2 separate regions of the Mus musculus genome follow, and region 1 is linked to region 2. The links are chromatin loops, found by intact Hi-C in ENCODE. Cell type or tissue: heart. All regions are shown on one strand. Each heading gives the region's core, and the rest is flanking DNA. Links, peaks and the distances in the headings are about the cores only. Region 1 overlaps Wipf1 (WAS/WASL interacting protein family, member 1). Region 2 overlaps Wipf1 (WAS/WASL interacting protein family, member 1).

Region 1 (5,377 bases), core at 117-5,116, 55 kb after region 2:
AAGAATTTTCCTTGTTCAAAACACAAAGGAGAAATGTATGATAGATGCGCCAGCTACCCTGACCCCAGCATTTCAATTATGTACACATGGTAAACTATTAGACTGTAGTTATAGATATGTTGTATTTCATGTGTTATAAGCAAAAATGTTTTAAATTTTCATACACACAAAAAAAAATACCAACAAAGTTTCAACACTTTTCTGTTTCTACATGTGGATAACTCATGTCTAATTCTCTCTCTCTCTCTCTCTCTCTCTCTCTCTCTCTCTCTCTCTCTCTCTCTCTCTTGGTCAGCTGAACAAAAGTTTTTAAAATTGTATTTAATCATTTCCTACAAATACCTTGTATCTCTTTAGCTAAATCAAAAGTAATCCTGATGTCACTCAAAGACTCTCTTGTATACCTTTTGTTCATCAATCCAATTCTGAAAAGATTTCGTTAACTCCTAATATGATTATGAGAAAGCGTATTTGTATTTTTACGTTTCAGTTATATCTCATGTGTTTCACTACTTTAGTTGCACTAACAGATTTTGCTTCATTTAATTAAGTGATAAGACAGTCATACTCATGTTCACTGTGGATAAGTCTTCTTGGATTTACACTCTTGTGTTTCTATAGCTTTGCTTAAGGTTTTTATATTTAATAATAAAGTTTCCATTCCTCCATTTGTTTTGTTAGTTGGCATTTTACCAGCTGCTGCCGAATTGCTGTGCAATGTTAACTGACACACAATCCTGAAGATAGCAAACAGCCAGCAAGTGTTTTGCTCTTCCCATGCTGGGAGTTGAACACAGGGCTCAGTCATGGTAGACAAGTGCTTTACCACTGAATTACATCTCCATCATCTGTTTAATGTCTCTGAGACCCAATGGTTTTATTAGAACTTAATCTGCTCACATTTGTTTCCATTTTTAGTATACATATTATTATATTTTTTTGTTTCCCCTTTTTCTTAATTTTTTGCTGACTGAACATGCTTTTTATTATTATAATATCCTCTAATCTTGACCGTGAATACGTGCATTCAATTTTAATGGTTTAGAAATCCTACCTATACATTTCTCTAGATATTAAATGCAAGTGGCCTTTCTGAGTCAGTGATAGAGCACTGTCAGCAGGACCCTGGTAGCGGTAAAGTCGCCGTTTACAGGAAATATAGCTTCATGTTAGTAACAATAATGGCAGAGCTAAGGGTGACATTACAGAGCACTTGAAACTGTTCTCTTTGGAGGTATATGAGGGATAGGATAGAGTCTTGCTATGAAGCCCAGACTGGGCTCAAATTTGCAATCCTCCGGTCTCAGCTTTCTGAAGACTGGAGTGCCACTACACCAGGCTCTAGAAATGCTATCAGAGGGCAGAGGGCAGACTGCAAGCTCCCCACTGACTTCCTCCCTTCCTGTATGGAGGGTAAACTATAGTTCTAACCAATAGTGTGGAGTAGAGGCATCCAGGAAACCAAAGCTGGGACACAGCCAAGACCATCCTGGGGGGGGGGGGGGGGAATGTCAAACTTTAGGCTCTGAGGCCCACAGACACTAGGACAACCTGCTACAGGATCTACAGGAGAGAAGTTGCCCAAGGTGTTTCTGACTACCTCACGCCTCATTACTAGAGTGACCAGCTAAGGTATCTGCTCTAGAATGAGGCAGGATCACAGGAATGCTAACACATCCTCTAAAGAGCTAAGGAATTCAACTGAGAAAAGCAGCCAGAAGTCTGACTTTCCTAATGGACAGCTAAGAAGTCAGAGGACTTGGACCCTGTAAACTTCTCATTTCTGAAAATGAAGTAGTTGTCAATCTTTTAAACATTGGTATGACTAGGGGTGGGAGGAAGGAATTCTGGCCACAAAATGCATGTGTTGGTTGTACAGCAGTGTGTGTATGTGTGTGTGTGTGTGTGTGCACATTTTACATTTACAATGTATGCATTTGAGTAACATTTAAATTCCATACTTAATTTTTCACAGACTGGAGCGACAGTAAAGAAGGAAGAGGGATAGAGATCTAGGAACAATCGAAATAACTTCCAGGAACTCCGATTTACTGCTCAGAAACTGGTTAGGTAGGACTGCCAAGAATCGATAGACTGCTAGATAACAGTGCTTTTGTTTAAGCATAAGTAGATCAATTTTAATTATTCAGGTTTATCGTCCCAAATGGAGAGAGCCACCTTTCAAGAATTAAAGGGATTTCCCCCAAACCAGTAAATAAGTGGTGGACCTAGGATTTGATACCAAAGCTTCTGACAGCATCCAGTGTCACTTCCTGTGCACGTGCAAACAGTCCTCTTGCTGTTCAGGCTCCGAGAGAGGAGAGCCAGAGTCCGTCCATGCACATTGCCCTGGGTTGTCTAGGAAAAAGCGTCCCACTGAAGTCAGCTTGTCCAGACAGACAGAGAGCAACTGCTTCCCTCAGAAACTGTGGGGGGATTTTTGGGGCATTACATCATGTAAAGGCTTTCCCCTTCCCACTCATTCGAAAAGACTACATGCACGGAATCTGTGAGCCCTTGGAGCAGTTAAAGGGAAGTTGAAAGGTTGACAAAGTTCTCCTGATGGTGCCCCACACAGTGGAACGTTGTTTGTGTGGTTGCAATGTAATGGAAGCTGGAATTATCAGGCTTTGGACCATCTGCTCCCAAAGTCAGAGCCCTCCCTCCCTCCCTAGCTGGCTCACTATCTGGCATGCCACAGGGCCTGACGCCATACACCAAGTTGGCTTCTTTCAACCTTACGGAACTGGATTGCAAATAACCAAGCTGTTTGTTCATCTTTATGGCTAATCAAGATAGAAGGGAAATGAGGAGTTTCTTTGTTCATAAAAAGAATGGCTAGGGACACAGAAAAGCCATGCTGCTACACAGGTCTCCTCCAGGGGGGGCCCTAGAGCTGAGAGGATGAAGGACACATGCCCCATCCCTAACCCAGATACTAGCTCCAAATGATAATGACTAGCAAATTGAAAATTAGAATTTAGTGTTCTCCAAAGGAGTCTCACTGGGGACACAAACTGTTCCTCAGGGTAGGGCATGCCCAGGAGTAAATGCCAACAGAAAGCAAGCTCAAGGGAGTCTTTGTTGGGTCACTGCCTCACAATGTTGGGTCAGGCTTTTTTCCTTGTCTTTTTCTTTTTGTTTTTTTTTTATATATGTATTTTTTTATTCTCTCTTTTTTACCTTACAGGTCTTTTGCATACATAGCATCACAGTATTATGGAATTCCCGAGAATGAGAATGTGTGTCTCTTTTTCTTGTGTCTTCCTTGGGCTTTTTTTCTTTCTTTCTTTCTTTTTTTTTTCTATTTTGTTCTATCCCAATGTGTAGATTTTTTTATTCCTATTTTATCATTATCCCATAGAAGCCTGTGTATTTGCTAATGAGAGACAGAAAGGGGGTGGATCCTGATGGGAGGGAGGTGGGGAGGAGCTAGGAGGAGCAGAGGAAGGGAGAACCATAATCAGGAGATATATATGTATATGTATATGTATGTATGTGTATATATATATATATATATATATATATATATATATACACGTGAAAAAAAAAAACAAAACTATTTTCAATAAAAGAAAAAAACCCTGAAAGATAAAATAATATTTAGAAAGTCCCTATTTTAAAAGTGAATTATGAAAACACGAGTGTTCTCAAAATGATAATTATGTAATTATTAGGAATAAAAATAATTGTTAGTCATAAAAAAAAATTCCTGTTGTCACCCAGGATGAGGTTAAGAATCACAGTAAATACAGGATTCCAGAAGCAGGCAGGACAGTTCTAAGAACCATGATGCCTGTGTTCATACGCTACTCAGTGTGTGTGTGTGTGTGTGTGTGTATGCATGTGTGTGTATGTATTGTGTATTTGTGTGTATGTGTGTGTACGCATGTGTATATATGTTTATATGTATGTGTGTGTGTGTAAGCTGGAAATTAACATCAGCTCTCTTCTTCAATTTCTCCCTCTCTCCCCACCCCCTGTTCCCTCTCCCCACCCCCCCTCTCCCGCTCCCGCTCCCCACCTGAAGTGGGGTTTCTCACTGACCAGAGCTCACAGGTTCTGCTGAACTGGTTGCCCAGCAAGCCTCAGGAATGCCCCTCCGACCTCCACTTGGATTACATCCATCTACCAGGGCATGGATTATAAGCACATCACTTTAGACCACTTTTTATGTGGGCCCTGAAGGTTAAACTCAGATCCTCACACTTGGATGGCAAGAACTCCTACCACTTTGCCCCTGTCCTTTCTTGTAGACTGAAGGCGTGCCATTCTTGATAAGTAGAGAATTTTAGGCTCAGGAAGTTCTAGATTAGCAAAACAACTGGTCAAGCAAGGGACTTCACTTCTGAGGTGCTCTGCATGCAGACGACAAAGGCTATTTGGGAATCAGGAGGAATGAAGTTTAGATCATTCTAGGAAGCCTCAATTAGAGCTCCACAAAACAGCTATGAGCCTGCAGGTGGTACTGCAGCACTTATTACAACATTGCCATGATAAATAGGCAAGAAAAGCACCATTGTTAATGGGAAGCCATGTGCTTGGGAGAATTAAAACCATACTTAGAATCAGCCCTGGGCTCTGAGGGAAGAACAGGTACCCTCACTGAACTTCGGGGAAGTGTGTGTATTATAAACACTTACTTAGTGCCTTTTGGAGAAACCTGGATTAAAGAGATGTGTTCTTTAAGGCTCCTGGTATTAAAGTGGGTGTTCTCTGATGGAGACTCCAGGGAGAATCTGGTCGTGGGAAGCCCCAGATTTATGCAGGGTATAATTAGAGTGGGGGTCATATCCAGCTGAGTAACAGCAAACCCAACCTGATGTGTTTATCCTATTTTTTTTTTCCTGGACTCTGATTTTGATTTTGAAGTGGCTGCAGACAGCCTAAATTACATGCTCTGCAAAGGAAGTAAATTTACAGAACACAAACATCTGTCAAGAGTTTATTAATTAGTAATAGTCATAATGAACGAGGAACACCATACTTTGTATATCAACATCTATTATTTTCTTTGCCTTCAATCAGCTCTTGGAAATAAAGTTGGTACTCTGGGCAATGCCTAAAATTTACTAAATTACTGTTGTATATACCTCAATGACATACTTAGGTACTAAACACAACATAATACCCGCCAATTAACTTCCAAGGACAAATTTATATACAGAAATAACCAACCACCTTTGTTTAATAACATGAAGTGTGTTTATTGAGACGTGTCTCCTGAACATTTTGGACAGACTTCACTTTCAAAAAGATACCATGGAGCATCGATCACAATGGTAAGAGACAACCAAAGAGACTCTTTGGCATGTTACATCGTGCTGATTGCAAGTTTCAGTTTTATGGATTTTTAAAAACATACTTGTTAGTGTGT
Region 2 (5,377 bases), core at 141-5,140:
CCAGGCTCTCACAGTGTGAGCCTGCACAGCGCTCAGGCAGAGATACTTACTTCGGCTTTCGTTTCTGGCCAGTTTGCTGGGATACGTCTTGGTTGTCGGTACGTATGGCTCTGGAGGCGGCAAGTCAGAAATCGGATGGAAGTAGAATCTGCTTTCCCACTCATCTGTGGGAGAAACAAACAGAACCTCAGTGCAGGGAATCCGCTGGGAGGACATGGAGGAGAGAGAGAGACAGACAGACAGATAGACAGACAGAGGGAGAGACAGAGGTGCACAGAAACCAGTTCCAATTTTGTGGCTGGAAGTGCACAGAGAAGCCACAGGGAGATTCATGTGCCCGGCTGCCTCAGTGACCTCGATCCTCAGGTCTCGCTGGGGGCTAAGATACAGGGCATTTTAACTCCACCATTTATTTTTTTCATTTTATTTTAATTTTATGTGTATGGGTATTTGGGCTGCATGGATGCCTGTACATCAAAAGGTTTTGGAAATCAAACTCAGGTCCTCTGGAAGAACAGGTAGGTGAGTCTAACTGGGACCTTTCTTGTTTTTTTTTTTTTGTTGTTGTTGTTTTTTTGTTTTTCAAGACAGGGTTTCTCTGTGTAGCCCTGGCTGTCCTGGAATTCACTGTGTAAACCAGGCTGGCCTCGAACTCAGAAATCAACCTTTCTGATAACATGACAGAGGGAAGCAACTGGGCCTTACTCACAGATGTTCAGAAATGTAGATCATAAGATGGTTAATTTGCAAATACCAAAAAATTTACAAAATCTCTGATGAATTAAGTTAACCACACTGAAACTCAAACAAGGAACTAACTAGGAAAAAAAAAAGAGCCACCCTTTTGGAAAGTGGGAGGAATCTTGCTAGGACATCATGGTGAGCCCTAAAATGGAATGTTCTGTGCAGGGTGGATAACAATGATGGAACGAGAGACATCACTTGAAATAAACGAACGTCACTCGCCTTCACACGATGAGTCTTGGAAGCCATTTCGAACTGATGTGGAGGGTGGGGGTGGGGGCGGCGCCCCAGCACCAGGCCTGTCAGGAGGAAGAGGAGGCCTAGGCCCACTTCTGGGACTGTCCATTCCACTCCTGGATGGCAACTGAGGGGTGGCAGGCAGGGCCCGAGCTGTGCTTCCATTTCTGTTTATTGGAGGTGGTGGTGGGAGGGGGCCTGGAGCAAAAGACAAGACATCTGGTGAAGCATTGGTCATCATCACTGTGCAAGGTGGAGTTCCTGCTGACTACACGCCCTTGGGCTAGGGAAAAGGAGAAAAGGTGGACACGGATAGAAACATGAAGGGGATGTGTAAAGTCAGTGCATGTAATAGCAGCTAACGGGCTGTCTGGCTTCAAGTAACCACTGAGGCTGGGGACTAAACAGTGAAATTAGAAACAGATAACTATTTATATTGAGAACCATGTCATTGAAAAAGCATTTTACCCTGTTAAGGACTTACTGAACTAATTATTGCGATACCACAAAAGAATTGTTTAAAAGGAGTGAGATACTTATAAAGTTAGTTTAGGCCTTTAGAAAAATTAAGATTTCTAGATTTTAAAAAATTTAAAACCAGGCAGTGGTGGTGCGTGCCTTTAATTCCAGCACTTGGGAGGCAGAGGCAAGGCAGATTTCTGAGGCCAGCCTGGTCTACAGAGTTCCAGAACAGCCAGGGCTACACAGAGAAACCCTGTCTCAAAACCAATACACACACATATATAATAAAATAAAAATGTAAATTATTTGTGCGTATATGTGTGCACACACTATGTCACACATATGGAGTTCAGAGAGCAGCTTTAGAAAGTTTACTTTTGCCTTACATCTTCACCTGGATTCCAGGGGTCAAACTCAGGTCGTCAGGCATGGGCCACAAATATCCTTACTGGCTGAGCCCATTGCCTTGCTGGCTCCAGTACTAAGTTTTTACATGTACAGTATTTTCCTCTGTGTGTGTGTGTGGTTGTATGTATGTGTGAGTGTTGGTTGTGTTTATGTGTGTGTGGTGTGTGTGTAGTATGTGTGTGGGTGGGTGGGTAGAGAGGCACAGGAAATGAGAAACCACTGATCTTACTCTCCCATTACAGACAGTAGGTGGTGGGTCCGGCTCCTGGGTATGCTCTTGGCAGTGGAGCGTGGGTCCCTGTCTACCAAGAATAAGGTAGTTGTCACCTTGGTCACAACAGTGCCAGGAGCAATAACTGAAAAGGCAAACTAAAAGTATTACATACAATCCAGCACTCCAGAGGCAGAGAGAGGTGGATCTCTATGAGTTTAAGGCTAGCCTGGTCTACAAATTGAGTTCCAGGCTAACCAGGGTTACATGTGAGGGCCTGTCTCAAAAATACTTAGATATAAAATAAAGATATATGTGTGTGTGTGTGTGTGTGTGTGTGTGTGTGTGTGTATACATATACATATACATATATATATATGTATGTGTGTGTGTGTGTGTATTACCAACACATTTGAAACCACTTTCTAAATAAGATGTACGTTTCCTCCTGAGCCTGGGGCTCCCGCAGCTCTCTGAGCCGAGCTACAGGCTTTTGTCCAGGTATTTGTTTCCACTGCTAGAAGTGCTCCTGACCTCTGAACATGCCACCTCTCCAGCTCGCCTGCACTGTGGGCAGAGATGTAGACTCAGCCTGGCCTAGGGAGAGGGAAAGAGTTCATTCCGGTTGTGATGTAACTGCTTTGTCTTTGGCATTATGGGCACTCTCATGGGGACTTACTTCCAACCAAGACAACCCAGCTTCCCATTAGGGAGCAGGGCCCGGTGGAAGATGAAAGTCTGCTTGCCTCTTAGACACAAACTATCTGGCCCCTTTCTTGAGAGGTCACGGCTCCACCATGACATTAGACCATCGGTATGGGGCAGCATACATGGCTTTACTCAGTTTTGTTTGAGACATTTGGGAGAGCAAGAGCAGGGTTTTAGAGAGGTGACATCCCCGCGTTGCCATACCTGATCTGCCTGGTGGATCCCTTACAGGAGGAGGGGGCCTCTCGCTGGGTGGGGGAGGGAGAGGCCCTGAGCGTCCAGGTGAAGGCAATGGAGGTGCAGAGGACGTGAGGGACAGGTTCCGCTGTGGCAGCCTGGGGATCTCGTCGTTGGAAGCTGGAGGCAGAGGAGGGGGCCCTGGCCGGCTGGGCGGTGGAGGAGGAGGTGGTGCCTGCGAACCCAACCCAGGCCGCGGGGTGGAAGGCACTGGAGGTTTGCTGGTCTGTGAGGGGGGAGGGGGCACCGCTTCTCTGTGCATGGAGGGCCTGTTGCCCACGGGAGGAGGTGGTGGAGGGGGCTTGTCATCCAAGGCTCGGCTTGGGGTGGGGGGCAAAGGGGGCCTAGGAAACGGAGAGGAGGAGCCGGAGGGGTTCTGGCGCGCAGAGCCTGCTCCAAAAGCAGCACCTCGGTTCCCGGGAAAGGGGGGCCTGGGGGCTCCCAGCCCTGCTGGGGATCCCCGGTTGTGCAGACTCGACGGAACAGGTCTTGGCGTATTTGGTACCGGAGGGGGAAGGCTATCTGGTTTTGAGCCCACGTCAGGCCTCGGGGGAGGCATTCTGTTCCTGGGTGGCTCTGGGGGCCCACTCCTGTGGCCTGGGGAGGGTGCGGGAAACCTCCCCGGGCCACTCGGGGGTGAAAAGGGCTTGGCAGATGTGGCTCTTCCTCCCGGTGGCAAAATCGGTGGTCGGCTTCCTCCAGAATCTAAAGAACAAGAAAGCGGATACGGATTGAAAAGTGAGGAGCCCCCCAAAACCCAGAGGGCAAGGGTGCGTGCTGGCCCTTTCCCACTGAGCACTGATTACCAGTAACTAGTAGCTTTATAATAAAACAAATTGTTTGATATGTTGGTGTCCATCTCCTGGAGGCGGAGATATAGCTCTATTTATCAGGCACTGGTTTTACAGCCAGAGTTTCAAAAGCATGCAATACCGCATCACCTGCTATAGTTCTGGAAATGTCGCTGTGACTAGAAGACAGAACAGGGCAGCATGGAGAACCTTCTGCTTCTGCTAATGGCTGTCATGGATCTCCCTGAGCCCACTGCTCAGATTTGGGGGAAAAAAATGTTCAGTCAGCCATCTTAGGTGTGTGAATGGAGTTACTCCAAAGAAAGTCTCTCTCTGTGTGTGAGGGTTTATCTAGTCCCTTTGAGAAAAAAAAAAAAAAGTTCAATAAATGTGGGTGGGGTGGAGTGGGAAGGATTTAGTGAAGAATTATGACTACATTAAAAATAATTAGAAAGGAAAACTTTGTATGAGTAAGAACTTCATTGCAAAGTAGGCAAGCGTCTTCTCAGGACTAGGCCAACCCTCAGTATTGGGAAGATGTAACAACTCTGTAACACTTGCTGAAACAAGTGTAGTGGAATTTGGTCACACTAAACTATGGTTTAAGGAGGGACTAAGTGGGGGAGAGAGGAGGGGCTCTCAACAGCCTCTCCCCAAATTGGAAACCCAAGTTAATTCTTTTTTTTAACATTCATTTATTTTTATTTTATGATTATGGGTGTTTTGCCTTCATGCACCAGATGTTTTACAGTGCCCTTGCAGGCCAGAAGAGGGTGTTGGATCCTCTGGGGTTAGAGTTACAGAGAACTGTCAGCTGCTATGTGGTGCTGGGACTCAAGGCCAGGTCCTCTGAGAGAGCAGCCGCTGCTCTCAACACCTGAGCTGCCTCTCCAGTCCCACAAGGTCATTCTTGAAAAAAATGGTTACCATGGAAACATCTTCCACTTTAACCAGGAATTAAGTAACACACAAATATTTACCGCACACCCATTTTCCTAGATGTTAGAAACAGCTGGATGAGCAAAATAAAAACAGTTCTCTTTCCTGTCTTTTCTGTTCTTATGGGAAACAAATGATATGCAAGTGAAGAAGCCTTGTCTAATAGTTGTTAGCACAGAAAGGAAGCTGACCGATCAAGAGTGCTCAGAGGGGCCAGGCCTGGTGGGGGAGCTGCAGACAGTGGTGCCCCTGAGGAGAGGTTGTGAGTGGAGGCCTAACAAGTAGCCAGCGTTGGGAAGACGAGGCAGTGCACACTTCAGGTAGAGGGAGTAGGTGGTATAATCCTGCCCACTGGCTTACGCTATGTCTTCCAAATTCACATAGAAGCTGAAGTTACCATCCACCTTAAAACAGCACAGGCCCCGAGCACTGACTTCAAAGCCTTCTTCATTTTCCTTTTGTTTAATTTTTCCGTCTTTGTTAAAAGCACCGAGTGCATGCATCTGTCAGCCGCCTGGCATCCTTTTGTGTGTTTCAGGGGAATAATTTTATATTTGAACACAAGACTGGCAAGTTAGGACCTACAGCCAGCCACCTGAGGACCAGTGACTTCCCCTTTGGATAAGAGTGAGACTTTCAT

What was found. Hi-C counts contacts between places; a loop is a spot of excess contacts. Peaks named below come from ENCODE experiments on the same cell type or tissue, not always from the same donor. Only the 100,000 strongest peaks of a DNase experiment are listed, where the experiment ranks them.
Region 1: a loop joins it to region 2, with 2.0 times the contacts of the local background. A loop is called at or near these places in 3 of 42 quality-filtered maps.

What each region holds. Positions count from the first base shown.
Region 1 is chr2:73,489,262-73,494,638 of GRCm38, forward strand. The region is part of intron 1 of Wipf1 (WAS/WASL interacting protein family, member 1); the gene reads right to left. Among named protein-coding and RNA genes, the nearest start is that of Wipf1, 38 kb to the right of the region's middle. In heart, for the core only: a CTCF peak has its summit at 2,878; DNase peaks (open chromatin) are centred at 2,366 and 2,870; H3K27ac peaks cover 1,384 bases.
Region 2 is chr2:73,433,980-73,439,356 of GRCm38, forward strand. It overlaps Wipf1 (WAS/WASL interacting protein family, member 1), which reads right to left. Exons shown (of 8, transcript NM_153138.4): 5 at 2,975-3,712; 6 at 967-1,179; 7 at 51-164. Among named protein-coding and RNA genes, the nearest start is that of Gm13707, 50 kb to the left of the region's middle. In heart, for the core only: no CTCF peak of the experiment used is centred there; a DNase peak (open chromatin) is centred at 3,192; H3K4me3 peaks cover 338 bases; H3K27ac peaks cover 930 bases.